3 separate regions of the Homo sapiens genome follow, and all the other regions are linked to region 3. The links are chromatin loops, found by intact Hi-C in ENCODE. Cell type or tissue: B cell. All regions are shown on one strand.

Region 1 (8,000 bases), 370 kb after region 3:
CTTATGGAAAGGAATAAAATTTCATGAGATTGAATCTGCCCCAAGACAATATGGGATAAATGGTACTGACAGTGCCTGCTCCAAGCAGAACAAAGAGTACAGGTTGAACGTGTGAGCGAAATAGAAAGGGATTTCTTATGACCTTTATTCAGATGCCCAGCAGTGATTCCCACCCCACCCCCTGAATTTTCTGAGTATTTGATACTGTGATTCCCTTCTCCTTTTGTGGACAGCACATAGTAAATCTGAATGTGTTCAGAAGCTGGATGATAGGCTACCTATCATCCATGTGGAGCCTGTGGAGTACAAGTCCATTAGGTGTATGCAGAACAACTTCATGCCAGTTCTTGGGAACTTGACAAGCAGTCATCCAAATATGATGCTAACAAAATCTAGGTTTCCCTCTTTTTGAGGCTCACCAGCAGCTCTGTAAGCTTTATGTACTTTTTTCATCACAGTCTAGAAGGCGAAAAAATCGCCAGAAAGTCCAGGTTAACTAAATAGAGCACCCAGTCTGGGATCTCCATAACAAAACCGCTGGACAAGATCCCATGCAAAAATTCTTTGGAAGTTTCCTCGAAGATGCTATAGCTATTTTTTTCTTGAAGTGGACCCTCTGAAAATATCGATCAAGTCACTTATTTTCTAGAACTAAAACCATGACTAGCTAGGTGGACGAAAGAGCTTATTTGCTAGCTTTCAAATAGATGAAGGGGAGAAGGATTGAAGGCTAATATAAAATTATCTGTTTACCTTGCAATTTTGTCTTAAAAATGAGTTTTTCAGGATAAAAATTACCTTAAAAAACTTATGACGTTTCACATAGTGTCAACAATAATAATACATAGTCTTCCTACCTTATTGCTGATGGTTCTAATAACATCTGTATTACCCTAGTGAATGTGTTCTTTGTGAACTTGCATGCTCTCTCTTCATAAACCTCCCTAGTAGGATAACTACCAAGCACCAGACTGTGCTGTCTACCCACCCTCCACTTTAACTTTGGATTATATGATACAACCAGGATTTGCAGTCATTCAAAAGAAAGATGATCTTACTCTCATATAGATGGTCTTTTGTAATGGCTTGAAATAGTGAGACCCTCTGTCCCATTCTCCAAAAACTGCCTTTTTCCATTTTATATGTGGGAGATTAATTTTGAGGTAGTCTTCTCCTCCTTTACAAAAACATCTCTTAGCAGTGGTTCCTAAACTGTGGTGTGCGTAAGAATTCCTGGAGTGCTTGGGAAAATATTCGTGATTCTGCCCCCTGAAATTCTGATTGGGGAGAGATGCACTTGGACCCCAGGAATCTGCATTTAATGAGAATTTCTAATGTAGGTGATCCTTGTGGATCACACTTAAAGAATCTAGAGCTTGAATCCCTTGATTCAAATCCTGGCTCTGCTACTTTTTTGTTGTTGTTGTTATTTCAGTCAAGTTGCTTAACCTCCTTATGCCTCAATTTCCTCATTTGTGTAAATAGTGTAATAACATCTCACAGAGCTTTTGGGAGAATTAAATTGGTTAATCTAGACAAAGTGCTTAGAATGCACTGGATTATGAACTGCTAGGTTAATTCCTGAATTATTAATTGCTGAATTAATTCTTAATTGCTGGATTAATTCCTGGATTATTAATTGCTCAATAAATGTTAGCTAGATCAACCCAACAAATCACAGATGTCTTGAAATAGATTGTTTCAATCAGGTTTGTATTCTGTTAATCTGTCATTCATATCAGCTGAGGAATATATATCTTGGGTTATGTTGGTGTGTTAGGATGGGCAAGGAGTCATTTAACTGGAGCACTGCAATGCATTGTCATTGCTTGTAGGATAAGAACCAGACTCCTTAACTTGGTCTCTAAGCATCTGCTGGTCTGGTCTTACACCATCCTCCCAGTCATTCTCACTGTGATCCATTCACATTTGGCTTCTTTCAGATTTTCAAAGATGCCATGTTGCCTCCTAGCACACATGTGTTTTGTTTGGGTCACTCTTCCCCTCACTCTCAATTTATTAACTTTTACTCTTCCTTTAGATCATGGCTTGATGTCACTTTCTCTGAAATGCTTTTCCTGATCTCACTAAGTGATTATTTGTGCTAAGAGAACACAGAGTTCATAGCTCTGTTTTTATACTCCATATCACAGTTATGCTTAATATTTTTGCCTCCTCTATTAGAGTCTGCAGGTTGTAAGGCAGAAACCTTGTCAGTTTGTTGTATCACTAGCACAAGTGCCTGGCATAGATACTTGCTAAATATTTGTTGAGAAAATTATTAAATTTTGATTGAGGAAGACTTGGATGGAATGATGGTTTTGGCATAAACTGAGGATTTGGACAGCCTTCAAGAGGATGGGAAGGCAAAGGGTGGGTGTCCCCATGGCAGAGGAGACTAGGCAGGACAGTTAAGAGGAGATGTTCCAGAAAGATGGTAGAGAAAACCTGAGCCATCCACCACCCTGAGGGTGAATGTTGTCTGGGCAGAGCTGAGAAAGATTGACAGTGTTGGCTTTGGGTGCTGTACCTGGGTGAGACTTTCTTCCTACACTTAGTGGCATAAAGAGACAAAATGGAAAGCCAGGATTCATATTCTTGAAGGTACAAATCCAACATCAAGACCAATGGGCGGCCAGGCGTCGTGGCTCCCGCCTGTAATCCCAGCACTTTGGGAGGCCAAGGTGGATGGATCACCTGAGGTCAGGAGTTTGAGACCAGCCTGTCCAACATGGTGAAACCCCATCTTTAATAAATATACAAAAATTAGCCAGGCATGATGGCACATGCCTGTAATCTCAGCTACTCAGGAGGCTGAGGCAGGAGAATCGCTTGAACCTGGGAGGAAGAGGTTGCAGTGAGCCGAGATCACACCATTGCACTCCAGCAAGACTGTCAAAACAAAACAAAACACCAGTGGGCTATAGCTGAGCATTTGGAGTTGGATGGATATGGGGTTTATACTGAGCTTCATTTAGGAAGAAAGGAGGCTGAGGGCGACTGTTGCTGTTTAGACAGTGGATGTGTTGTAGATGGATAGTTCAGCTTGGCTTCAAGAATCAGAAACACACAAAGAGCAGGTCCCAGTCTCCTCAGAAGCCTCATCTGGGTCATTACGGGCTGAGGGTCCCAGGCTTGCAGAGACCTTTAAGGAAGAGAAGGTTCTCCTTGAGGTTGTTATGATGCCAAGGCAGATGACGATAGGGCAGAGAGTAATTCTTTTCTCTCTAACATAAGCCCAAATCGGTGCCTTCTGTGACACTTACCATTTTCCATCAATCTCTGTGGAACTGAGGGCTTCCGCAGACCCCTGAGTGAGATTGCCACCTTATGAGCCCCCTCGAGTCTGACCAGGATGTGCAGCCATTCACTGCTCAGTGGCGACCCCTGCTGCTAAGGAGAGAGATGGCAGCACATTCAGAGTTGGTGACATTAATTCTAGTCATGCAACCCGGGGAATTTGGAGCAAGCAGGGGAGGAGTCTGAGGGGATGAAAATGGGCTGAGGAAATCCAGGGAGATCCCTAGTGTTCAGGGCGCCTTGATGAGGTGCTAATGCAGAAAAGAGCTGGGCCTGAACACTCCGTACTTACAAAATCTTCCACAAGCCGCCAGTGTAATCGCTTCATTCCAAAGGTTGGCTAGGAACCACCGCAGTGCCCTCTGAGGAATACCATTGCAAACTTTAACTTTTATTTGCGGAGCTCTCAGGGCTGTTAGGCAACAAATATTTTTAAAGATACCCCTCTAATTCTCTAGGTTAAAAGTTGCAGTAATTTTAATTAGGGGTAGAGGCTGTTTATGTTTGTTTACATCCTGGGTAGGAATTAGAGTATAAATCCTCCCAGTGGGACCCCTGCTGGGATGCTCTGGAATGCTTGCATTCCTGAGTATGTGAGCACCCCTGGTGTGCATGCCTTGTGTGTACATGGCAAGGTATCGCGAGGTGGTTCTATGACATTTCTGGACAAAAACTGTGTGTGAAGAGAAGGTAGGAGAAAGCAAACTCACAATCAAATAAAAGTAGAGAGAGGGGAAGAGATGAGATTGCAGTTGATTATGGGTCTGGCAGCAGATGTTCTGCACGAATCCAACTCGCTGCAGCCAGTCTGTTTCTATGGCAACAGAATCGGTAATTATTGAGCCCAGGCACTCCCCCACTTCTCCCAACAAGGTGGAGGCTGATGAATATGAACTATCTCCAGCCCATCACCAGCTTTTTCTTTTTCTTCTTGTCCTTATTTGTTTTTTAGTTCTTTATAAGAAAAAGTGGGGGATATATTGAGAAGTACCAAGACGGGGAGCTATGGGTTTATTGACAAAAGAGCATAGGACACTAAAATAGAAACGAAGTTATTATTTTTCTCTTGTGATACTCTAAGAGAAAAGCTCTTCCTGGAAAAGCCGATGATCTCTGAAGATGCTAAATAAATGAGCAGGAGTTTCCCTGAAATGGAGGCGCCCTTTGATTGGCTGATCTTTCCCCGACTCCTGCCAATCGGAGCATCCCTGGGCTCCAGCTCCATAAACATAAGCAAAGCTACATGCTTATTCTTCTGGACTTGGAGTGTATACCATTTAAAGGTGTGCGGCGGGTCTCTGTTCACATGGCTCAACTGGAAACCTGTTTCATGAACAAGCTTACTCAGGAACCATCTGGTGGTATTCCAGCACATTGTTCTTCAGGGGGACGACTCTAAGTCGCTTTGTGGTGGCAGCAGCTTAGAATCAGTATTTGTGGTTGGGAAAGATGGACTTACGGGAGCTTGGTGAGTAAACCTCCGTCTCACACATGTGTCCACCGGTATTATCAGCCTGAGCTAAATGTAGCTTTGTCCTATTGTCTGCCGAGAAAACTGAATTGGAACAAGCACATGGAGGAGCGGGCATTCAAGGGTTCCCATGATGTAGGAGACTCTGAATTCAAAAGACTGCATGCTTTGCTTGGGTCTGATCCGATTTGTAGCTGACTGTACATTATACTTGGACATTGGTTGTCTTGTTAGGATTAGTGTAAGGAGCAGAGTTCTGCTTTATTTCCCTGGGTGTTGATGCATTTCAAGAGAAAATGCTTTTAAAGCTACATTAATAATAAGAGTCAACCCTGTGTATTGCTAGGAAGAGAGAAAAAGGTGCAGGCACGGAGCCCGGAGCCGCTTGATTGTGTTGCTGGTGTTTGCATTGTGAAGAGAGATGTTATTACAATGGTCTGTCAAACACTTCTTCAGACCCCCAGCCACGGAATGAAGCATCTCTTCTCCGTGTGCCACTGTTCTCTGCTTGGAAAATGTGTAACTGAGCTAGGTCATGTCCTTTCCTTTTATGAAACCTGTCTCCAAATTGAAATATGTTTTTTAATTAATTGCAAAGATAAAGTGAAGTGCAATTGGAAAGATTTTAGCAGTCAAAAAGCATGCTTCAAAATGACTCTATTTTGCATCCTTTCAAACCCCTGAAAAACCAGAGAGGGTTTGCAAAGTTATATTCAAGGATTGGCTCTCTGCCAGGAAAGGGATGCTCTGAGCTATTGCTCTGCTCCCTGGGGTTTAATTTTCTGACACTGGTGATGAAATTTTCAATTTCGTTGGGTAGAAACAGGAAGAACAAGAAAGCAGTACTATAAACAGGCAATGGAGGGGCAGCGTGGGGAACGAGAAACTCTTTGCCTGTAGGGACCCTTCTAGCTGCAAACTTAAAAATGTATGTGGCAAGATGCAACCCAAGCACCGAGCAGGATTCCAGACGAGTTATAATCATTCTGAACGGGGAGAGGAAAGGTAATGCCATTGGCTTGGGTTGCAGAGAGTGGGGGCTGAAGTTGGGGCTTCTATCTCTGCCTAAGATCTTTTCCCCTGATTGTCTCCTGATTTTGAGGATTCATCATGTTACTTTTTTTAAAATGTGATTTCCTGTCTTATGTGCCTGAAAGTGTCATAGCACACTTGATGTCTTCTATTTACAGTCCACTTGACTTCAAATAATGGAGAGAGGAAAAGAGAATGAAGCATCTGGTTTATGAAGAAATGCACATGAAATAGTCAAACAAGAGAAATCTTATTGGTTGTCCTTTTTAAAAAATGTCCTTTTGCACAGGAGAATGCTGTGGGTCTTCACGTGGCTCTAGAATAGAATTTACTTTATCCTAAATGGGACCTGTGATGAATGGTTACAGAAACAGAAGAGCTAGAAAGCTTTCGCCTATAGAAGACTCAAGGCAGGGTGAGGGCGACTGGGTGTCTGGGAGAGACCTTCTACTCTGTCTATTAAAGAAGTAGGGCTGACGTTGCAGGAGAGGGAGAATTTCCTAACTGCGGGTGACAATGCATCAGGGACACCTGGTCACTTGACAAGGTCAGTGACCTGTTTGTTAGCTGAATGCCTTTCTGGAGATGTAGGCTGCTCTCTGATCCCATGAGGCTCCAGATGGCTGGATACATTGAGAATTCTGCCTGACTGGAAGAGCTTGTGTGCATGTTAACTCTGCCTGCTGCACCACACTCCTCAGTACACCTCGATGCTCGATTTTGAGGAAGTCTGGTTTCTAGAGGATGTGCATTAAGTGACAGTCAGCTCGTTAGAGTCAATGTCCATTTCGCCTTGGCCTCTTCTCTCCCCCACTAGTGTCACTTTACATGAGCGAAGTGCTGGCACCTGTTGGTAAGAATGAGAGAAGAAACCAGCTTTTTATGGAAGCAGTAAAAAATGTTTACAAAAAAAAAAAAAAAATCTAAAACAGTAGTTCTTAAGCTATTATTGGATCATGGAACTCTTTAAGAATGTGAAAGCTATGAACCTCCTCTCTGCTCCCCCCACCTAAAAACGCATTCATGCACAAACACATAACACTTTGATAATCAGGCATTTTAGGGTAAAGCAAGATCCCTGTCCTGGGGGAATAGCCAAGAACGTATCATACCCTGAAGTTCATTGTCTCCTTCTTTTCAGATGGGTCCGCTAAATGCTGCAGCCCCATCTCAATCTGTCCTGAGCATTTACTGTGTGCCAGGCACTGCTCAATACATTTTATATGTAGATATAATAATTCATTGAATCTTCCAGCAGCCCTAATGGGACTAAGTTTTTTTGCCTGTTTTAGATGAGGAAATTTAGTCGCCAAAATATTAAGGACCTTGCCGGTGTTTATCCAGCTAGGAACTGACAAGTGTTTGGTGTTTCATGCATGTCGATGTACTTGTTGCTGCATTCATATGTGGAAGGAGAGTGAGTATATAGGGGAAGATGGTTTCATCAGCCTGTCAGTCTGTCAAGTGGAGTCAGACCACAGGTAGTTGAATTAAACAATCACCACAATAATTAAAGTCAAATTGAAAAGGCATTTTGGGGTGGTTGGGTGAATTATTAATAACGCCATTTGGGAAGTTTGAGCTAAGTAAAAAGCCCATCACAAAATGCCCCATTGGTTGCCCCTTTATGTTACTGTGTGATGCACCATCTCATTCCTGTAGCATTTATTTGCCTGGTATGATTTGGGTCAATTTACCTAGGAGACCAGTTCCTTCTGGGCCATCTGGGAGAGGTGACAGGTCACCAGTGTCCCATGGCTGCCCTTTGCTTACATTTGCCAGGAATGATTTGCAGTGGCCAAAGCAATGGCGAGGGTGATGAACAACTAGGAACAACCAGGCAGCCAGTTTGGGGGTTCCCATGAACTGCAATGGCTGTAGGAATCACCAGGACTACCATGCTTTCTCAAGACCTTGTGAGCAGGGGAGGCGGGCCCAGCTCAGAAATAGAAACTGTGTTCGTCAGAGTTTGAGGGAGGATTGATGGCTGCTAGGGCAATGTGGAGCTGGATGGGTGTGTGAATCCTCCACTCCTGGTTCAGCCACTGCATCTCCCCTTCTATCTGTTTTATAAATGGATTCACAATGAAGATGTAACAATAAAAAAGAGAAAGAAGGGGTTAGGCTGCTAGAAGGAAGAATAAAAGCTATTCATCTTATCTAGATGTCTTATCTGACATAAAAAAATAAGCAAGAT
Region 2 (8,000 bases), 120 kb after region 3:
CAGTTATCACATGTTCCAGATTCATAGCAGCTTTCAGTACTCTCCAAAGGCAGCATTTAGTTATTGAACATGGTGGGGATACCAGAGCCTGGTCATTTCTACCCATTATGGGATTCCTCTAAGAGGCACTGTTTATTCTGCAGCGTTCCACTGAGTTGGCTGAGACATTTTCAGATCTGCATTTGCTTCTTCCCCTTCCCTTCGCAGGCATCAGATCTGTTTCATGGTCCCAAGGCTTTCCATACTCAATCCTGCTTTCTGCCTGCTTTATCTTCCACAGGCATTGCCCAAACTCGTACTCAATCTCTGTTCTCATAACTTAGTCTCAGCATCTGCTTCACAGAGGACTAAAACTGACACATCAAAACTGACTCATGATGAAATAGAAAATTTGGACGCCCATAGTTATTAAAAAAATTGAAATTGGCTGGGCGCGGTGGCTCACGCCTGTAATCCCAGCACTTTGGGAGGCCAAGGCAGGTGGATCACGAGGTCAGGAATTCAAGACCAGCCTGGCCAAGATGGTGAAACCCTGTCTCTACTAAAAATACAAAAAAATTATCCATGCATGGTGACAGGCACCCGTAATCCCAGCTACTTGAGAGACTGAGGCAGAGAATTGCTTGAACCCAGGAGGTGGAGGTTTCAGTGAGCCGACGTCGTGCCACTGCATTCCAGCCTGGGCGACAGAGCGAGACTCCATCTCAGAAAAAAAAAAATTGAAATCATTTCTCGAAAACCTTCATACAACAATAACAGGTTACACTGGTGAATTCTATATTATATATTATAGAAGAAATACCAAATCTAAACACATGCTTTTGGAAAATAGAGGAGAGGGACCAGTTCTCATTATTTTATGATACCAGTATCACTCTGATACCAAAACCTGGCAAAGACAATACAGGAAATAAAAATTATAGACCAGATGCAAAAATCCACAGAGGCATGTTAATAAATACAATCAAGCAATATGTTAAAGGGATAATACCTTGTGATCAATAAGAGCTTATCTCAGAAATAGTTTAACATTTGAAAATCAATCAAGCAGCTCAGTGTTTTATGAAATAAAGGAGAAAACCTAAAGAGAAAAATCATCTTAATGGAGAGAAAGCATTTCATAAAATCTAATGTATATTAATAATAAAAATTCTCAGCAAGCTAGGAATAGAGGGAACTTCCTCATCTTGATAAAGTAATCTACAAAAACTCCATCATACTTAATGTTGAAAGACTGAATGTTTTCTACCCTACAGACTGAGAATAAGGCAAATATGTTTGCTTTCTGCAGTTCTGTTCAACATTGTATAGGATTTCTTAGCTATTGCAGTAAGTCAATAAAGAAACTAAAAGCATAATATAAGAAAGGAAGATGTAAAACTACCTCTATTCATAGAAAACATGATTATCTATTTAGAAAATTCTTAGGAATCTACAAAGAAACTGCTAGATATAATTGAATTTAGCAAGGTTTCAGGATACAATGTCAATAAAATAAAAATGAATTTTTATATTTTAACAGCAACCATTGGAAAATGACATTTTAAAATTTCCACTTATAAAGTATCAAAATCATAATTTGTAGAAATAAATCTTTATTTTTAGGGATAAATTCATCGATAGACATGCAATATCTATTTATTTGCTAAAAATAAATAAATGAGGGGAAATAAAGACCTAAACAAGTGGAGGGATAGACCATTTCATGTGGTGGAGGACACAATTTTAATTAGATAGCAGTTCTCTTCTGACATCCTTTGGCAGGGACACAGAGCCAAAGCATATCATCTTTATACTATAGGTTCAGTGCAATATCAGTTATTTTTTAAAAGAATTACAAATCAATCCTAAAACCACTGGTAATGTGTGGGACCTAGAATAGCCAAAATGATCAACAATAAAGTTGAAGAGTTTCGTTGACTGATTTCAATACTTCCTATAAGGTTAGCTATCAAGATGGTCTGATATTGGTATAAGGGGGTAGATAAACAGATCAATGTAGTAGAATAGAGTCCAGAATCAACCTGCACTGAAATTTTTAACAAAGGAGCTAGAAGAATGTTTGCTGACATAAGTCATGCTTTTTGAAGGTAAGGGGTGTGTCTATAGGATGACTTATAAATCCATACCTTTCAATGTATATACATTTTACTTCCTCAAGGAGGAAAACAGATGGAAAAACTCAAAGGGCAGGGCAGAACTGTGGCCATTAACCTTGACAATTAAGGATCTATTGAGTACAATTTATCATAGCTTTAAAAGTGGCCTTTATTTTCATCTTTTTTCAAATTCTGTATTGGGGCCGGGCATGGTGGTTCACGCCTGTAATCCCAGCACTTTGGGAGGCTGAGGCGGGCGGATCACCTGAGGTCAGGAGTTTGAGGCCAGCCTGGCTAACATGGCGAAACCCCTTCTCTACTAAAAATACAAAAATTAGCTGGGCATGGTGGTGTGCACCTGTAATCCCAGCTACTTGGGAGGCTGAGGCAGGAGAATCGCTTCAACCTGGGAGGTGGAGGTTGCAATGAGCTGAGATCGCGCTACTGCACTCCAGCCTGGGCAAAAGAGTGAGACTCTGTCTAAAAAAATAAATAAATAAATAAAATTCTGTATTAACGGGCTTGCCACTCCATGGAAACATTTGGAAGCACTATTCTTTTATAAAATTAGTAGCATAAATTTACATGCTTGTTTTGAGATTGGCTGAATTTTGTTGGAATGAAGATGGTGTCTACTAAGTTGATGAGAAACATTTATTTGAATCATTCCAGCACACATGGTGTGTTGGCTGTGACAGTGGCTTTCCACCAGCATGTAAAGTTTGCAGTTGGCTTAATTTGTGGCTGTCAGTACTGCACAATCTTTAGCCTAACAGTTTACAAAATACAAATAATCCAAACAAATAAAAATGTTCCTGGATGTGCCATGTGGTTGCTTTATATTTGTAATTCTTTTAGCCTTGACTCTCTATACCCAGCATTGATTTCAGAGGTAGAACTTGCCTTCTGCTTTCCCGGTTTGGAGCCTGAATTACTCCTCTAGGAGTGGAAATAAACACCTATGTCAAGGTTCAGTAAGAGCTTTTATAGCCATCTCACTTGAAAGAGGTGATTGAATCCCTTGATTTGGAATGTAATAAAATTTTAGCATGGCCATCCTTTCTTTGCAACTGAGAGTTTGAAGTTGAATTTGGAAAAAGTTCTTCCATATGGGAACTTACTATGTCACCCAGCAACCGGTCCTAATGAATATGTTATATACAGAATATGTGTGTAATACAGAATATTATGTAATATGTATATATTATATACCTATGTGTATTTTACATAAATATTATATGCTAGTAATATATAAAATAGGTCCTATTATATATTCCTATCTGTCTCTGCCTATCTGTCATGTCATTAGATAGATCAAGAGAGCTATCCTTCCTCTGAGTACCTTGACTGGTGTATGCTGTGAAAAAGCTTTACTCTCACTTACCAATCATTCCCACTAATGGATACTTGAGAAGCACATATAGCTCTATTTGCAGTCTCAGAAATGGTGCTGCACCTCCTTAACAGCCATAGAGATTGAAATCTTGACTCCCAAACAAGCATGGGGATTTGGAAACCAAATGATACTTTTTCTCCTTCTCTCCAGCTTTTTTTTCCCAAAGTCCTTGCAGCCTGTTCTGTCTGAGGAGTCTGTAGACAGAGCTCTGGAGTGTAGTTTTGGGACGATTGACTGTACCAGATGTTACTAAGATCATTTGGATTAGGGCTCTATTGAGCAGGTAGCTAGGGAGCAGAGTCATATTGCTTTCATATATTAGAGAACATAAATATACTTTATCTTTTGCTTTTAAAGGAGCTACTGAAGACTAATGTCATCTGGTTTCCTGATCTTATCTGAGTGCTGTCTAGCTAATGGGAATGCAGAGAAGAGTATTTTTTGTTGTTTATTGGTTTATTTGTTTTATCTTTCTTCGAGACAGAGTCACTCTGTCGCCCAGGCTGGAGTGCAATGGCACGATCTTGGCTCACTGCAGCCTCCACCTCCTGGGTTCAGCCTTCTGAGTAGAGTAGCTGGAACTACAGGCGCCCGCCACCATGACTGGCTAATTTTTGTATTTTTAGGAGAGACGGGGTTTCACCACGTTGGCCAGGCTGCTCTCGAACTCCTGACCTCAGGTGATGCGCCTGCCTCAGCCTCCCAGAGTGCTGGGATTGCAGGCATGAACCACGGCACTAGGCTAATAGTTTGATTCAGTAGTGTGTGTGTTTCTCTGCCACTGCCTGTTCCATTGCCTGTGCTGCTGTTGATGTTACTGAGGCAGGTTTTTTGCCTTGTACAGATGCTGTGAATGCTGTCCTCCCATGGCGTGTATATGGGAATTTTTTTGACATTTGAGGTCTTTTAATATGCTGGGTATGACCAAATATCCACTATTAGTTATCATTTGGTTCTTGTTTTTCCTCTTTTTAAGTAAATAAAATAAATGAGCTAATTTTGCTTACTGCTCATGCTGTATGTTATTATGTAATGATGTTTTCACAGTAATACTAATGCCTACCCAGTCTATTAATAAATCTTACTAATTGCTTTTATTTCCTGGCTCTTATTTTCCTGAGGCAGTCTTTTTACTTTCTTTTCTTCTTCTTTTTTTTATTTTGCAATCTGATATTTGGATTTTCTTGTGATCCATTGTCTGTAGAAAGAGTCATTCTGGAATTTTTCTTTAACCTTACTCAATACTCTCTTCAACCCATTATTCCACCTGTCTTTCTAATGTTCTGTTCTTTTCTTCAAATAAGTTTGTGTTGTCTGGTTTGGAATTTCTTTTTGAGGCATGATCCTTTGATGCCACCTAGGGGGCACCTGTAAGATCGAGGTTGCCCTTTGCAGCTCTGAAAAGCCAGAGATATTAGCTGCTTTTCTATCTGGTCTGAATGGTTTGGCTTTCCTTGCATTGCTGTTTTTGTTTTCATTTTCTAGTTCTAAGAACAGAGAATCCTTAACACAAGGTGAAACATTTGAAAATCTTGTCCTTCATTCACGTTTTAAAAATCTCACTTTTGCATAGTGAGAATGTAGTAACACTCACACGCTACTTACAATTCACTGCACAGCATTTGGAGGGCTTTAAGCATGTTTGCTTGTTTTCATTTCTCCAAAAATCTCTGAGCTAGTTGTGACTACCACTACCATCATCATCATCATCATCATCCCCATTTTTAATAAATGAGGAAAGAGAAGCATAGGATGGTGCATAACTTGCCCACTTAGGGCTGAAGGGAGAACCCCTGCTGTCTGACTCCACAAACTACCTACTTAGCCGTTTTCGTTTAGCTGGTTGCATCCCCTCTGTTGCCCCTGGTCTCCGGCAGCTTTGGATCATTGTCTTTCCCTGAGAACCACTTCCCCTTCTATAGGTTCCATTTAGCATTACATCTTCTGTGGTGATGCAGAATTTCAAAGGTCATTTTTGAGGCTGGGCTGAGTAGAACAGTAGGAAGAAGGGAAATTGAGAAGCTGTTTTAAAAGAAATGTTACCTGTTTTCTATTCTACTAGTTGGAAATAAAACTAGTTGGAAGGTTCAATCTAAATATGTTAGGAGACTTTGTAGGATATCAATAATGGTATGCATGAGCCTACAAATGAAAAATCTATATAACCAACTTTATTTTTTTAAAAATTGAACCTAGGAATCAGTGCTGTTACATAATACAGTGTACAGATCCTGACTGGCATAATTCAATGTACTCAAAGAAAGAGTATTTATCATAAAGGTGTTAATACTTATAATGATGATAATTTACAATAAAGGTGAATATCTATGAAAGATTCTGTGTATCTAAGTCTCTGCTAAAGTGTTGTTTTGAAAGCTGTAGACACCAGGATATTGTCTAATAAGGGTCCTAGGTGGAACTGCATTTGCCCAAGCCTAATCTCTGTTTGGATTTTCAAACCACATATTAGACCCACCTTATAGCCTACTGAATCTCAGCAAGTCTTTTGGTCAGCAAACCCATTATGTGGAGTGATTATCTCCATCGATATGCCAGAAAAGTTACTAACTAAAGACGAAATGCTGGCCAAAATCAAAATGAGTATGTTTACTTGCATACATGTTTGTATCTGTGTGTCCACACAGAGGGATGTATAGACCACTTAAAAAAAGTACTAATTCTCTTAATAGAAGTATTTTTAATTTTCTCTTTGGATGTGTATGGGTAATAAAGGAAGCACATTGCCCTGCCTAAGCAGCTCCAAATTTCATTAGCCAAGAAGCTTTTCTTTAAGCCACCATTTACTGAGTGTCTATATGCTACATACTTTATTAAGTAAGTAGCTCTGTGGCTAGATAGATATCACCATCTAGTTTTTCAGCTGAAAAAATAGAGGCTCAGGCAGGGTCAGTGAATTGCCCAGAACAACACAGCTCACCAGAACGAGAGTTGGTGTGAGCCCGGGTCTGTTGGATGCTGAAGCCCTGGTTGACCTCATCAAGGCCGTCCTGCCCAACCTCATCAAGGCCGTCCTGCCCCTTCATGTCACTCATGTTAGTGAAGAAGTCACCTGTGGTCCTGCTATTTGTCTCTTGATCTTTTAAAATTCTGCTTGTATTCACTTTCCCAGAACTTTCTTGCTTCTGTGTCTTTGCTCAGCTTTGGGGCTCTTGACTCTTGTGCCTCTCTGTCTTTTTCAGCTTTGGAGACATGCTGTCCTTCACCCTGACGGCCTTCGTTGAGCTGATGGACCATGGCATAGTGTCCTGGGATACATTTTCGGTGGCGTTCATTAAGAAGGTAAGGTGGACTCTGCCTCTTTAGGCTTTCCTTACTGTCTTCTGTCATAGCTATTTTTCTCTGCTTTGAGGATGTTTCATAATTGTCTTTCCTTTAGTTCTTTATATTAAAAGATGGGTATGATTTTTTATAATATTATGTATGTGGGGGTCAGGAAACCCAAATTCTGTATAAAAATGATTGTAAGAGATTATAAGGGATTGCATGTGCGCACCCATAGCTCAGACCAGATAAGTGTGTCACACTGTTAATAACTGCACAAGTGTGTTAATTCCCCATGTGTGACTCTGTTGGTTTCAAGACCTAAACAGAGTTCCTACTGTCATCCTTCTTGAGCCTTTAATCCCCAACCTGGTGTCCAGGGAAAAGGAAAGAGGCAAAGTATACTGATGACCTGCACACCTAGGTTTGAAGCAGGGTTATATGAAAAGGAGGGATGCCTGAGTCCATGTGTCTTAAGCAGAGTGAGCCTGCTTACTTGTAATCAGGGTGCAAGGAATATCTCAGACATCACCCAGTTCTACCAGTTCTTCATTTGGGAGGAAGCAAATGAAGATGGACCTGGTGCAGGAAGATGGGGCAGAAGAGCCCTACCATTCCTTGCAATTGAAGTGTAACAAATTTGCAACTCTGTTTCCATTCTTCTGACTAAAAATAAACAGTCTTGATCTTGTCACTCTTAAATGTAGATTAAATCATGGACAATTATCATTTATTGATTTATTTTTTCCTTTCTTTGTATTTGCGAAATGGTTTATAAATTCATTGGCATTTCTCCTCCCTACTACTGTATTAGGAATAAAGAGATGTTTGGAATTCATAACTTTATTTTATAAGTATCGGTTACTGGAAAGAGAATTTCAGTGAATCTGTGCAAGCCAGAAAATCAGAGCAAAATCCATTAAGAGTCACTTGAAGTTTTTAAGCCTTTTATTTTAAACTAATGGTAGACTTAAAGAAAAGTTGCAGCAAATTGGACTTTGGGAGGCCAGCGCAGGTGGATTATTTGAGGTCAGGAGTTCAAGACCAGCTTGACCAACATGGTGAAACCTCGTCTCTATGAAAACTACAAAAATTAGCCGGGCGCAGTGGTGGGAGCCTGTAATCCCGCCTACTTGGGAGGTTGAGGTAGGAGAATCACTTGAGCCTGGGAGGCAGAGGTTGCAGTGAGCCGACATTGCACCACTACACTCCAGTCTGGGTGA
Region 3 (8,000 bases):
TCCTGAGAAACATTCTGAGGTTCTGCTGTTTAGAGCCATGATAAGACAACCCTAGGAATGAAGCTGAGTAATCATTATGTCTTAGTCTCCACTAAAACCACAGCTTCTGGGGGGCAGCTGGGCTGAGGTCTCGCCAGCAAAGCTCATTAGGCCCCAGGTGGATTATGCCTACTATAGCAGGGAAGGGTGTGATACCTGTGTTCAACCATCATATGGGCCACTGTTGACACTCCTGAAACCAAAGACAGGTTAGCAAGCGAAAAGCATAACACATTTATTTAATATAAGTTTTATATAACATGGGAGCCTTTAGAAACGAAGACCAAAAGCCCCAGAAATGAAGACCCAAAGCCCCAGAAACAAAGACCCAAAGCCCCATAACTATTCTTATGTTTAGGCTTGATAAAGAATGGACAGCCATATAGAACTATGATTGGACAAAGGGTGTGACCTAATGGCAGTATGACTGAGGAGGAACCTCAGCAAGGGCTGTTGGTTCAGATTCTTATTGGTCTGTCTGTGTAGCATGTCTTCCTCCTGGATATAGGGCAGGACTCCTCTGGAAAGAGGGTCTTTGGGGAGAAGGAAGAAGGAAGAGAGTGACCTTCCTAGGTTTCATGGTTTACTTTGGTGGAGATAGGTTCTAGTTTCTATGACCCACTTTGTGGAAGAGGATTTTTTTATTTATTTATTATGCTTTTATTAAGAAATGCTTAAAGGATTTTGTGAATTTGTCTTCCTATCCATTGATCATTTTTCTTTTCTTTTTTTTTTTTAATTATACTTTAAGTTCTGGGATACATGTGCAGAATGTGCAGGTTTGTTACACAGGTATACACATGCCATGGTGGTTTGCTGCTCCCATCAACCTGTCATCTATATTAGGTATTTCTCGTAATTCCATCCCTCCCCTATCACACGGGCCCCGGTGTGTGATGTTCCCCTCCCTGTGTCCATGTGTTCTCATTGTTCAACTCCCACTTATGAGTGAGAACATGGGGTGTTTGGTTTTCTGTTCCTGTGTTAGTTTGCTGAGAATAATGGTTTCCAGCTTCATCCATGTCCCTGTAAAGGACATGAACTCATTCTTTGGAGAAATAGGAATGCTTTTACACTGTTGGTGGGAGTGTAAATTAGTTCAACCACTGTGGAAGACAGTATGGTGATTCGTCAAGGATCTGGAGCCAGAAATATCATTTGACCCAGCGATCCCATTACTGAGTATATACCCAAAGGACTATAAATCAATCTACTATAAAGACACATGCACGTGTATGTTTATTGTAGCACTGTTCACAATAACAAAGACTTGGTACCAACCCAAATGCCCATCAATGATAGACTAGATAAAGAAAATGTGGCACATAGACACCATGGAATTTTGTTTTTTATGAGTTGCTTCAGTGGGGAAAGAGAGATGGGAGAAAGGAGAGCAGTAGAGGTCAGAGAGACCTTGGTTCTGAGACCTTCCAGTCTTCTTTAGTTCAGAGTACTCAGCATGCCAAAGCTCCATACTTTGGGGTATTGATTGTTTTCTAAGCCCTAACACTACCCTCTGTCTAGTTGCTGGGAGGATCAGACAGAAAAGGACAGATGTCACTCTGCAAGGCTGGAAGAACATACAGTTGGTGAAGATGTGCAGTAATAGTGGGGCAGATCCCCCTCTGTGCAGAAGCTCCCCTGTGAGCCTTCTTAAAGCACTCAGCCACCTCATAACTCAAGATGACATCCATTTCTCCTTGCGGAGAAAGGATTTAGAACAAGTTGAGTCCTGGTCACCTTTGTGTTCTCAGAGAACTTTCCTGGAGGACTAGACCTGTGGTCAGGAGGGAAAATGGTTCTCTTATTTTCCATCAGGGCATCTGCTCAGGCAATTCTCTGTGACTTCCTGCCTTTGCAAATGTAGGTCAATCCTTCCAGAATCTTACCCTAACTTTCCCCCCTCCGATTTCTGTCAACACAATCGTTCACCTAGAATCTTTTCTATGCCCTCAAAACTTCAAATCTAAAAACTCCCTGAACTTAAAGCAAAGTTATTATTTCCTTTCTAGTGCCATAGCTCTTTGTCCAATTCGGTTATGATGCTTACAGCAAAAGGAATTCTCATGCAGTGTGGCTTCTGTGTGTTTCATGAGACTGGACTACAGATGTGTTTCCTCAGTTTCATTTATCCAGCTACCCCATGTCTGGCAAATGATAATCCCAGGTCAGGCACTACTCTAATTGCTTTATAGATATTTTATCTTCATAATAATCCCATGAGAAAGGTACCTCTGTCATTCCAGTTTCACAGATGAGGATACTGAGGGTCACATGTTGTGTAATTTGTCCAGAGTCACAGCGTTTTCAATGTGGGTGAACCAGGATTAACACCCAGGCCAACAACTGACCCCAGAGCCCTCATAAAAGTCTGTGCTCCTCTGGGAATAAGGACGTCAGGCCGGGAGAAAGAGCCTAATGGTATTCCGTGAGAGGCGGCTATGCGGCATTGCATTATGCATCAGAATGACTAATTCTGTGTACGAGGGTTGTCAGGTGAAACCCAGTGGAGGCACAGCCCAGAGTTCTGCAGGGGCCTTCGCTGGTAATCTGATGCAATCAAATGTTCTAGGGGTGGTAGTTAGAGCTCTGCTGTTGCTGGAGAGAGGCCCAAGAAAGAAGTTTCACATATTGTTTTTTGATCAGCAGGTTTGGAAACTTTGAATGTTTGGCTCACAGGATGGTGGAAATGCTCCAGCACTTCCTGTGGCTTCGAGTCTGGTTTCTGCGATAGGGAACTGGGCTCGAGCCTTGCCTCCTCCACTGGGGACTGTCTGCACACATCACCGAGTGACAGGCTTGCTGGGAGGAAGGGAGCAGCCACTGGCATTACAACAGCTGAAAAGGAATTTGAAAAGCAAATATCCAGAAAACCAGAACAAGGGAGGAAGTGTGTGCATTAGTTTGCAAAATGATGAACTTTCCAGTTGAAATGCTGATTCCCAAAGCGCAAGAGAGCTTGGAGTGAAGGGAAGAGAGTGAGTGGCTCAGCTCAGGTCTCATCTTGTTTTTGAAAGAATTTTTCCAGGAGGAAAAGGAATCTGGAATAGGCCCTCCTCTCACCTCTCAGCAGCTCCCTTTCTATTTCTGTCCAGTGGGAACAAATGAATAGCTGCTGCTTGAAGAAATGCCGGAAGGTTTTCTGTGCAAGGAATTCTGGATTTTAAAAATGCATCACTGGCTTGAGTAATCCTTCACATTTGTAATTTTAATCTTTGAATTTGGTTTTAAGGAAAGAGTGGTTCATTTATTCATTCACTTGTCTGGAAAATATTGAGTTGCTCTTTACCATGCTGTCTGATCAGGTCTGGAACAACAGAGATGAGTAAGATATGAGTCCTACCCTCAGAGAACTCATATAAACAAATAGGATAAGGTGTGGAAAAGTGCTCTGGTAGGTCACTGTAAGCGCCTAAGAAGACAGATTCAGGGCAGTTACTTCTAGCACGGGAGGCCGTGAGGTCAGGGAGATCTTTAAGAGAAACTGGTGCATGAGATTGGCACTGAAATCTAGATGGGAATTTTTGAAGCAGACCCAAGGGAAGGAAAGGACATTGGAGGTAGAGAGAACATTCTGAACAAAGACAGGGTGAAAGCGAGAGGTGGAGCCGACTGGGCTTCTGGGTTGGGTGGGGACTTGGAGAACTTTTGTGTCTCGCTAAAGGATTGTAAATACACCAATCAGCACTCTGTGTCTAGCTAAAGGTTTGTAAACACGCCAGTCAGCACAATGTCAAAACAGACAAATGAACGCTCTGTAAAACGGCCCAATCAGCTCTCTGTAAAATGAACCAATCAGCAGGATGTGTGGGTGGGGCCAGATAAGGGAATAAACGCAGGTCACCTGAGCCAGTAGCAGCAACCTGGGTCCCCTTCCACGCTGTGGAATCTTTGTTTTTTTTTCACTGCTCGCAATAAATCTTGCTGCTGCTTATTATTTGGGTCCGTGTTACCTTTATGAGCTGTAGCACTCACCGCGAAGGTTTGCAGCTTCGCTATTCACTCTTGAAGCCAGCGAGACCACGAACCCACCGGGAGGAAGAAACAACTCCGGACGCGCCACCTTTAAGAGCTGTAACACTAACGGTGAAAGTCTGCGGTATCACTCCTGAAGTCAGGGAGACCACGAACCCCCCAGAAGAAACTCCGGACGCATCTGAACATCTGAAGGAACAAACTCTGGACACACCATCTTTAAGAACTGAAACACCGCGACAGTTCGCTGCTTCATTCTTAAAGGCAGTGAGACCGAGAACGCACCAATTCTGGACACAAAAGGACCTTAGCAGGCTCAGGAAATGGCAAGCCATTTATGAAGAGGGAAGAGATAGCAAACGTTGGTCTCAAGTTCTCTAGTTCTTTACCCAGACCATAGCTGGCTGGGGGATGATCCTGATTTAGTCTGGGGGGTTCCTTTACGCATTGCCACCAGCAGGTGCCGCAAATGGACCATTGGCAGTCTTAAGGTAGAACCAGTTTTCCATGTCAGACTTACAGAGCCATTGGATGTGCCTGGGGTTTGGGGAGCAGGGACTCGTTGGGTGGGGGAGGATGCACCGGTGGTACCTGGATGCAGGCTGTGAAAAGTTTATATCCTAGAGGTCCCAAGTCACCACAGATTTAAAGCAGGAAGTGAGATGTTCAAATGATCACAAATACAAGTATTCTGTTTCTTTTACTGTTTTATCTTCCGTTGCTTTGCACAGTAGAAGTTGCAGTTAATAGAAGTTTTACTGTTCTCTGAATTGGAAAGAGTTACTCAAAAGAATTGGGCTACTTTCCTGGAGACAAGCCCATAGATGCAGGTGGTGATAATTCAATATGGGACTAACGGAAAGTTTTCTCTGCCACTTTCCATTGCATTTCTGGCCAAGACTATTTAGCGATTCTTTCTGAGAAACCGAGGAGGCAAATAGTCTCAAAGTATGTCCTATGAGAAACGTGTGCCGCAAGATGTTTCGTTAAAAAAAAAGTTTTCTGGACAGATACATTTGGGAAATATTATAGATTGCATATGGACATTTCACAGAACACGTGTTACGTTAAAGTCCCTGAGAAGTCCTGCAGTAAAGGAAACTTTGAAAAGAACGGCGTAGAGCCCAGCACAGTGGCTCATGCCTGCAATCCCAGTACTTTGGGAGGCTGCAGCAAGAAGTATCCTTTGAGCTCAGGAGTTCGAGACCAGGTAACATAATGAGACCTCATCTCTATTAAACAAAAAAATGGCATAGTGGTTACGAACATGAGCTATCAAATCAGACATGTAGATTTCATTCTGGCTGGGTTCCGTATGTGGATGTGAGACTTTGGGCAAGATATTTAATGTCTTTACATCTTGGTTTCCTTGTTTATAAAATAGGCTAGTAATGGTACCTTATTCATAAAATTGTCTCTAAAAGTATATAGTAAGTGAACTAGTAAGTTATTAGTGGATATTATTCTATTCAGTTTTTTCCAAGAATCCTGACTCTTTATTTTTGCATTGCATTTATAAATAACTCAGAGAAGCGGTGCTGTGTGGGAAATGCTGGAGTGAGACTAACTCTTGCAATCCATGCGTGACTTCTGATAGCAGTCCCACAGAGGAAAGGCAGGCCCTAGGTGCTGAGCGCTACGTCACAGATGTGGACTTGCAGCTATATGAAGCTCTAGAATTGGGGAGCAAAAGACCATTTCCTCTTGACTGCAAGGTTAGAGTGTGTAACTTCAGTCTGTTTTGCCTTCCAGTCATTTAATGACAAGTTTGGAACTCAGGGCAGTAAACAGATATGGTTAGGTTGATATATTAGGAGTTTTTCAATTGTAAGGGACAGAAACAACTCAAGCTGATTTAGCGTAATGAGGAATTTATTAGTTTGTCTATCTAGGAAGGATGTTAGGGTAGTACAGAGAACTGAAGGAAAAGTGTTAGGAAACTCAACAGAAACTGAACATAGCTAGGCCTTCTGTCCTTGTTCCCTTTTGAATGTTTTCCTCTTGACTTGTCTTTGCTTCTCCTTGCCTCATTCTTTCCTATTGTGGATGACCTTTCCCCATGGAGGGAGCATGGCTGCAGACAGCTTCAGCTTCAGCTTCATCCCCAGCAGAAGGCAAGAACTCCTGGTGATCTACCTGCCTGGTCCCTGCAAAGTGCTAGGATTACAGGCGCAAGCCACTGCGCCCAGCTGACAAATTTATGAGATCCTTATTAAGGATATTTATACTAGGTTGGATCACATTTATTGCAAATTTTTTTTCAGATTGTTATTCGTGTTTAAATTTTTTAAATACTTTAATATATAAAAATTACACATGGGTCATGCTAATCTTCTCTGTATTGTTCCAGTTTTAGTATATATGCTGCTGAAGCGAGCACTGTCTCTAAATTTTTATAAAGGTTTTTGGAATTCAGAAGTTTTTAAGCTTGCTTGTATCAAATCATCAGGCTCTTCTTTGACGCTTTCTGCCTTTTGTGTTTTATTAGTTTGCTAGGGCTGCCATAAAAAAGTACCACAGACTGGGGTGCTTAACTAACAGAAATGGGTTTTCTCACTGTTACGGAGGCTAGAAGTCAGAGATCAAGGTGTTATCAGTGTTGGTTCCTTCTGAGGGCTTTCTCCTTGGCTTACAGATGGCTGTCTTCTCCCTGTGTTCTTAGGTGGTCTCCCCTCTGTACCTTCTGTGTTCAGATTTCCTCCTCTTAAAAGGATAATAGACAAACATGCTGTATTAGGGCCCGGCCTGAAGACCTAATTTTAACTTACTTCTTTCGAGGTCCTGTCTCCAAATACAGCTACATTCTGAGCTACTGGGGGTTAGGATTTGAACATACAAATTTTGAGGGGGACACAATTCACCTGTAACAGTTCTCATACTAAAGAGGCCTCTATCAACCTGAGAGGATTTAAGGATTTGAAGGAAGTCATTTAAACTAGTTAAGATTTAGTATCTTCATTAATTTACTGCAAATAATAACACCTGTCACTCAGGGCTGTGAAGAAGAGTGAGTAAAGTGCGTGTCCACGGTGCCCAGCCCCATGCCTGCTCTAGGCGCCTGTCTGCCACTCCTTCTGGCAGCTGTCCCCTAGCCTTCATGATGTCAATGCCAGACACTGGGAAAGCAAAGACTTTTCTCTGCAAGTTTCCATTATATTGCAAGCCAACCGTAGCTAATAGCACATTTCCCCACCTGTCAAGTAAATGGGCTGAATTGTTGCTGAGATTAGCATACATGGCTAGCGTGTACAGAAAATGAAATACTGAGCCTCCACACTGGATTCCATTCTCTGTTTATTCTCTTTCTGCTGAGTGCTTGCATGTTCTGTTCTGAACACACCGTGTTCCCTCATTTCTGAAGCCACAAACTTCCTCTTAGGCCCCGGGCTGTCTTCAGAATGGCCATCAGGTCCCTGATACGGGAACCTGAAATGACACCCCCACCATATACCCATCCATCCAGACCCTCCAGTGTAGGGCAGGTGGGGGGACATGTGCCCACCACTGCTGCTCCCATGGGAAACAAAGACTGGCTTCAGCAAACCTGGACACTCATACATCCTGAATAATGTCAGCTGACCACACCACCGACTTCATGTATTCCTTGACCTAGACACTAAAGGTATTGAGACAATTTCAGTCTGTTTGGCATAAGAAGGATGGTAGCACAAAGAAGAGAAGAGCAAAACTTTTACCCAAAGCCTATTTCGGTGGCCCCTTCTGAGGTTCAGTGTACCATGCAGGGCGGTGTTCTCAAAAGTGAAGACTAGGCCAGGTGTGGTGGCTCACGCCTATAATCCCAGCACTTGGGGAGGCCGAGGTGGGCAGATCACCTGAGGTCAGGAGTTCGAGACCAGCCTGGCCAACATGGTGAAACCCCATCTCTACTAAAAATACAAAAATTAGCCACGCAAGGTGGTGCCTGCTTGTAATCCCAACTACTCGGGAGGCTGAGGCAGGAGAATCACTTGAACCCGGGGGGCGGA

The links. Peaks named below come from ENCODE experiments on the same cell type or tissue, not always from the same donor. Only the 100,000 strongest peaks of a DNase experiment are listed, where the experiment ranks them.
Region 1: it touches region 3 in a loop (6-fold over the local background); 2 of 110 quality-filtered maps call a loop at or near these places.
Region 2: it touches region 3 in a loop (16-fold over the local background); 19 of 110 quality-filtered maps call a loop at or near these places.

What each region holds. Positions count from the first base shown.
Region 1 is chr7:36,982,691-36,990,690 of GRCh38, reverse strand. All of the region lies in intron 16 of ELMO1 (engulfment and cell motility 1), which reads left to right. Among named protein-coding and RNA genes, the nearest start is that of ELMO1-AS1, 11 kb to the left of the region's middle. RefSeq lists a silencer at 3,753-4,047. In B cell, CTCF peaks have their summits at 3,173 and 3,372 (motif pointing left); a DNase peak (open chromatin) is centred at 3,380.
Region 2 is chr7:37,231,890-37,239,889 of GRCh38, reverse strand. It overlaps ELMO1 (engulfment and cell motility 1), which reads left to right. Exons shown (of 22, transcript NM_014800.11): 8 at 6,696-6,795. Among named protein-coding and RNA genes, the nearest start is that of ELMO1, 210 kb to the left of the region's middle. In B cell, CTCF peaks have their summits at 4,666 and 4,866 (motif pointing left); a DNase peak (open chromatin) is centred at 4,859.
Region 3 is chr7:37,349,537-37,357,536 of GRCh38, reverse strand. The region is part of intron 1 of ELMO1 (engulfment and cell motility 1); the gene reads left to right. It also overlaps the pseudogene RNU6-565P. Among named protein-coding and RNA genes, the nearest start is that of ELMO1, 95 kb to the left of the region's middle. RefSeq lists enhancers at 2,550-2,699, 1,963-3,162, 4,199-4,248, 4,299-4,358, 3,889-4,390. In B cell, CTCF peaks have their summits at 4,290 and 4,490 (motif pointing right); DNase peaks (open chromatin) are centred at 3,836, 4,456 and 7,436; H3K4me3 peaks cover 1,306 bases; H3K27ac peaks cover 1,813 bases.